Linked DNA regions of Homo sapiens: region 1 is linked to region 2. The links are chromatin contacts, found by Hi-C or POLR2A ChIA-PET in ENCODE. All regions are on one chromosome and are shown on one strand. The core of a region is the stretch at or near the end of the contact, and the rest is flanking DNA. Distances in the headings are between cores, read along the strand shown.

What was found. A loop is a pair of places that touch in the nucleus more often than their neighbours do. ChIA-PET counts read pairs that join two places held with the same protein, here RNA polymerase II (POLR2A). Pooled maps may share reads with other maps.
Region 1: a map of PC-3 shows a loop between it and region 2 (7-fold over the local background). The contact joins two enhancer-like sites. A Hi-C loop is called at or near these places in 3 of 168 maps with a recorded cell type or tissue (PC-3, PC-9 and ascending aorta) and 2 of 50 pooled maps. POLR2A ChIA-PET finds 5 or more read pairs at or near these places in 7 of 52 experiments (A549, AG04449, HEK293 and 4 more).

Annotation. Positions count from the first base shown.
Region 1 is chr21:33,800,561-33,803,260 of GRCh38, reverse strand. ITSN1 (intersectin 1) reads right to left here. Exons shown (of 40, transcript NM_003024.3): 20 at 817-831. Among named protein-coding and RNA genes, the nearest start is that of ATP5PO, 110 kb to the left of the region's middle. RefSeq lists an enhancer at 1,098-1,599. Within about 2 kb of position 1,425, at least 11 of the 41 ENCODE cell types and tissues checked have a DNase peak (open chromatin) inside an H3K27ac peak, as active enhancers do; they include PC-3 and ascending aorta, where a contact is called at or near this core.
Region 2 is chr21:33,760,570-33,763,269 of GRCh38, reverse strand. ITSN1 (intersectin 1) reads right to left here. Exons shown (of 40, transcript NM_003024.3): 9 at 1,284-1,347. Among named protein-coding and RNA genes, the nearest start is that of ITSN1, 120 kb to the right of the region's middle. Within about 2 kb of position 1,434, at least 17 of the 41 ENCODE cell types and tissues checked have a DNase peak (open chromatin) inside an H3K27ac peak, as active enhancers do; they include PC-3 and ascending aorta, where a contact is called at or near this core.

The DNA.
Region 1 (2,700 bases), core at 176-2,675, 40 kb before region 2:
CAAATTGCCTTCCAAATCGCTTAACCAATTTATACAACCATGCTAACAATGTATATTATATCCACTGTCCTATACTCTTGACAAAGCTGGATATTACCAGACTTTTAAACTTGCTCATTTGACAGAGGAACAATGCTATTTTGTTTTATAACTTGCATTTTTCTGATCACCCAAGAAGCTAAGCATCTTTTCATGTATTTTTTAAATAACTGACTTTTTACTTCATCTGTGAATGTCCCTTCCCACCCTCTGCCAATTGTTTAAGGCTTGTGGGTGTCTTTCAAAGTGAACTGTTCGGAATCTTTATGTAACAGGGGTAACCCTTTATGTAACCCTTGGTCTCATATATTTTGAAACATAGACATTTTAATTTTTGCATATTGTTGACTGTCCATTTTTGCCTCTTAACGACTTCTGGTTTTTATAGCTTCAAAAGGCCTTTCTTAGCCAGAAAATTATTCCAATAGTCTGCTTAAAAAAATTTTTTTCCCAGAATTTTATCTTTTATGTTTAATCTACTTGGAACTCCTTTTTGTCTATGGCCTGAGATGGAGACTTGACCTAATCCCTTGCCAAACACAGAGCATTCAAGTTAGTCCTTAAAAGGAATCTAACAAAAAGAAACCCAGTACACAAACTGAGAAGACTTACGACTTACTTTTTTTTTAAAAAGCACAACCTACTACACAGACTCAAACACATTTTTACTGCCGCAACAACACCCAGAGATACGTGTACTTACACAGAATTCAAGTGACTTAAAAGGACAAAACATTGAATAAGATGCAGACTTCCTGACAGTTAGGCAACACTTACCCATTCCCCTTTAACCTCCACCAGGAAAGCAAAGGTTTGAAAGCAAGGCAAAATATATGTTTAATGACATGCTTTATTCTTACAGCATATCTAAACTCTACGCATCTCATCAAGCTGGTGGTTAACTAGCCAATTCGAGGAAAAGGTTTCAACAGGCCTAGGATTACAAGTGAAGCCCAGATATGTTCCCGAAAAAGAGCAACACTTTCTCATTAAGATACAGATCACCTGCAACATTTCCTCATCATCACATTTCATAACATTCCCTTACTTTAGGATGAGAGCGAGCTGCTTCTCTGCACCTTGTGTTGCAACAAAATCCAGTTTCAAAAATATTAGGCTGGTTTGTTTAACATTAAAAAAAAAATTGTAATGAGGTCCTCACTGATGTGACATTGTATTTTCAGAAATTTTAGATTCCTATTATATGGTGTTTACATATTTTACAATTAATCTGCTTTACAGGATACACTACTTCAAATATGAGGCAGTATGAGTAAAGTAGCTTCAGGCTATCAGAAACCACGGTGTAGGAAACAGCAGGTGGTGAAGTCAGAGGAAAGCTGACAGAAACACACCCCGCTGGCTCAAGTTACCATTTGTGTGTACAGAGTGGCATGCCCAAACCAACAGTTCTTTCTGTAAAGGATGAGTAAGGCTGGCACCCAGCATGTTTCAGTCAATAACTGTGTGCTGAATGAAGCCATGGAGTATACTTGAAGAGGTTTTTGCTACTGTTAAGGTGATTTTAACTTTTAAAGATCTGGAGCCTGGGCAACATAGGGAGACTCTGTCTCTACAAAATGTAAAAAAATAAAAATTAGCTCGGTGTGGTGGCACACGCCTCTGAGCTACTCAGGAGGCTGAGGCAGGAGGATCACTTGAGCCTGGGAGGTGGAAACTGCAGTGAGCCAAGATCATGCCACTGCACTCTGGCCTAGGTGACAGAGTGAGACCCTGTCTCAAAAAAAAGAAAAAATAATTTGGGATGTTTGGCCTTGCTTCTTCTAGCCCATGGTAATTACAGAGAAAGCAGCTATTAGGAAAAAAGGGGACACAGGAATTCATTTCTCTAAGTGCCAAACATATTGTTATTTCTAGGTATTTTAGCCTATTAAAGATCCACAGATATGATGTGTATATGGCAAGATGAATGCATGAGTAATAGTAAAATCACCTGTACACCACCCTTTATACTTCAAAGACATACAGTCCTTGGGTAAGAAACATGTTTGTTTCAATTGTTAACTTTCACAGTTCTTTACAAATTCTAGGCCAGGCATGGTGGCTCATGCCTGTAATTTCAGCACTTTGGGAGGCTGACCTGGGAGGATCGTTTGAGCCCAGGCAATTCAAGACCAGCCTGGGCAACACGGAGAAACCCTATCTCTATAAAAATTACAAAAATTAGCTGGGCATGGTGGTGCACGCCTGTGGTTCCAGCTAGTTGGGAGGATGAGGTGGGAGAATCGCTTTGCTTGAGCCCGGGAGGCAGAGGTTGCAGGGAGGCAGAGGTTGCAGGGAGGCAGAGGTTGCAGGGAGGCAGAGGTTGCAGTGAGCCAATATCACACCACTGCACTCCAGCCTGGGCAACAGAGTGAGAACTTGTGTCAACCACAACAAAAAAAAAATCTAAATTATCTTTAAAAAAAAAAAAAATGTTAAGAGTAATGCAGAGTTGACTACTTCTAAGACTCTAAAGAGAGTAACTAGAACAAGGAACTACTATTTTCTTTTAGAAAATGATTTAGATCAACCATGTCTGATTTTCTTTCTTAAACTGGTTCCTATAGTTTTAGTCACATCATAAAATGATTATTAGTTCAAGGAAAGAAACAATAACAAAGCAAAATTCTAAACTATTTTCTGTTACAAAGTAGGAAA
Region 2 (2,700 bases), core at 185-2,684:
TTTGTTTTTAACGGAGTTTTTTTTTTTTTTTTTTTTTTTTGGTTGGGGGGCGGCCTGGGGGACTTGGGAAAAGAAGCAGAGAACAAGACAAGGGGAAATTTATAGATTAAAGGAGACATAAAAGATGGAAAACTCAAGTATTGCAAAATACAGGCTTATTTCAGTCCTGAGCTGAACAAATGAACTATAAAAACATTCTGAGGCACTCTAAGGAATGTGAACATTCCCTGATTAATTTAATGATAAGGATGACTACTGAAAAACTTAGGTGAGCTATTGCTGTTATGACTGTGCTAAGAAGAAAGTCGGTCAGGCGCAGTGCTCACCCCCGGAATCTCAGCATTTTGGGAGGCTGAGGTGGGCAGGTCACCTGAGGTCAGGAGCTCGAGACCAGCCTGGCCAACATGGCAACACCCTGTCTCTACTAAAAAAACAAAAATTAGCCAAGCGTGGGGGTTCATGCCTGCAGTCCCAGCTACTAAGGAGGCTGAGGCAGGAGAATAGGCTGAACCTGGGAAGTGGAGGTTGCAGTGAGCCAAGATGGCACCACTGCCATCTGGATGAAAGAGTGAGACTCCATCTCAAAAGTAATAATAATAATAATGAATGAAAAAAAGGAAAATCCCTCTCTTTTGAAGATAAAAGCTAAAATATTTGCAGTAGAAATTATATAATAACTAAGATTTGGCTTAAAATAATCAAAGAGGCTGGGCATGGTGGCTCACGCCTGTAATTCCAGCACTTTGGGAGGCTGAGGCGGGTGGATCATCTGAGGTTGGGAGTTCAAGACCAGCCTGACCAACATGGAGAAACCCTGTCCTACTAAAAATTCAAAATTAGCCGGGCATGGTGGTGCATGCCTATAATCCCAGCTACTCAGGAGGCTGAGGCAGGAGAATCGCTTGAACCCGGGAGGTGGAGGTTGCGGTGAGCCGAGATCGTACCACTGCACTCCAGCCTGGGCAACTAGAGTAAAACTCCATCTCAAAAAAAAAAAAAGAAAAAGAAATCAAAGACAGGGAGAGCCAAGACTGGTCACGAGTTGAGAATTGTTAAGTTGTATTATCACTCCTTCAGAATTTATTGTATTAATCTGCTTTTGTATTTTTCAAAATTGAGAGGGGAAATAGTATTATAAAAGAGGCAATCATTACAACTCACTGAAATTAAGCAAATTCTACATATTCCCCCATAAAAAACGGTATTAATCTAAAACCCATGAGGCCACACCAATCTAACCAAGTTTCCACTTTATCCAAACCAAAGAACTTTTCATTCCTTACCATATTGAAGCCAGCTGAGCCTGTGGTAAACTTGACTGCATAAGAATAGTTCTTGCTTGGGGACCTAAACAGGAACCAGGAAAAGGACATACAGATGAGTCAGCAAATACTCACTGTACAGGAGGACCAGGGTTCTGCGTATGTGGACTACTCCATGACCTCATGCAATCACAATGCTTTAAATAACATTTGCTACTACCGCAGGGGCTTTGTAAAAAGGAAATTAAGCCCCAATGAAAAAGAGGAGAAACACAGAGCACAGCATCTGACACATAATAAATTTTTGTTAAATGGATGTTTGATAAAGAATGACCATGTGAAAGATTTAGAGTTTCAAAATATAACCTGACCTTTTGTCCACATTACCATCTTTATTTGTATTGGGCTTTATTTACAAACTTGAAAGTTATTCTCTTTAAGTTTAACATCTTTTGCCGCTGCTACCACCTGCTGTCTCCACCCTGCTCAACCTCAGGCAAATTCAGGGAAGATTCGGAGAATCTTAGAGGAGGAAGGGACCTCGGAGAGATCTCCGGGAAACTGTTTCACTAAACAGACTTAAAAAGAAAAAAAAAAAAAGTTGCAGGAAGCGCTAATAGCCAGGATTAAAACACATTTCCAGCCTGGTGTGGTCACTCGTGCCTGTAATCCCAGCATTCTGGGAGGCTGAGGCAGGCAGATGGCTCGAGCTCAGGAGTTCAAGACCAGATGGCAAAACCCCATCTCCACCAAAAGTGCAAAAAATTAGCTGGGAATGGTGGCATGAGCCTGTGGTCACAGTTACTCGGGATGCTGAAGTAGGAGGATCGCTTGAGCCCCAGAGGCGGAGGCTGCAGTGAGCCAAGATTATGCCACTGCACTCCATCCTGGGCAACAGAGTGAGACACTGTCTCAATTAAAAAAACAAAACAAAACACATTTCCTATGTTAGCCAAGAAAAAAAAAAAAAAGAAGAATTCCTGGAATTTCTACTCTTCTCTCAAAATAAGCTCTCATTTCTTAAAATAATCATAAACATCTTCACTTCTGGTATGAAAGTGGCCTTAGACATCAGACAAACGCACAGTAGGAGACTCAGTTTAAATAAACTACAGTCAGAGAGGGAGAAATAAATACGTCTTCCTTTCCAGCACTGCCTCTCAAGATGTGGTCCCAGGAAGACTGCTGGACAGAGGAATGGAAGGCTGTGGCAATTTTGTTGGGAAGATTCTGGTGTATATGTTTTTGCTTTTTGCTATTTCTTTATTCAAACGTCACCTCATCAAAAACCACAAAACTGGATGTGTTTTTGCATGGCCAGCAGTAGAGGTCAGGGAACCAAGGAGCTGTAGGCTCTAGTCCTGGCTTAGTCTAGACTTTGCTGAGTGACTGGGCCAGGTAGTCTGGATCCTAGTTTGCTCATTTCAGATAAACCAGT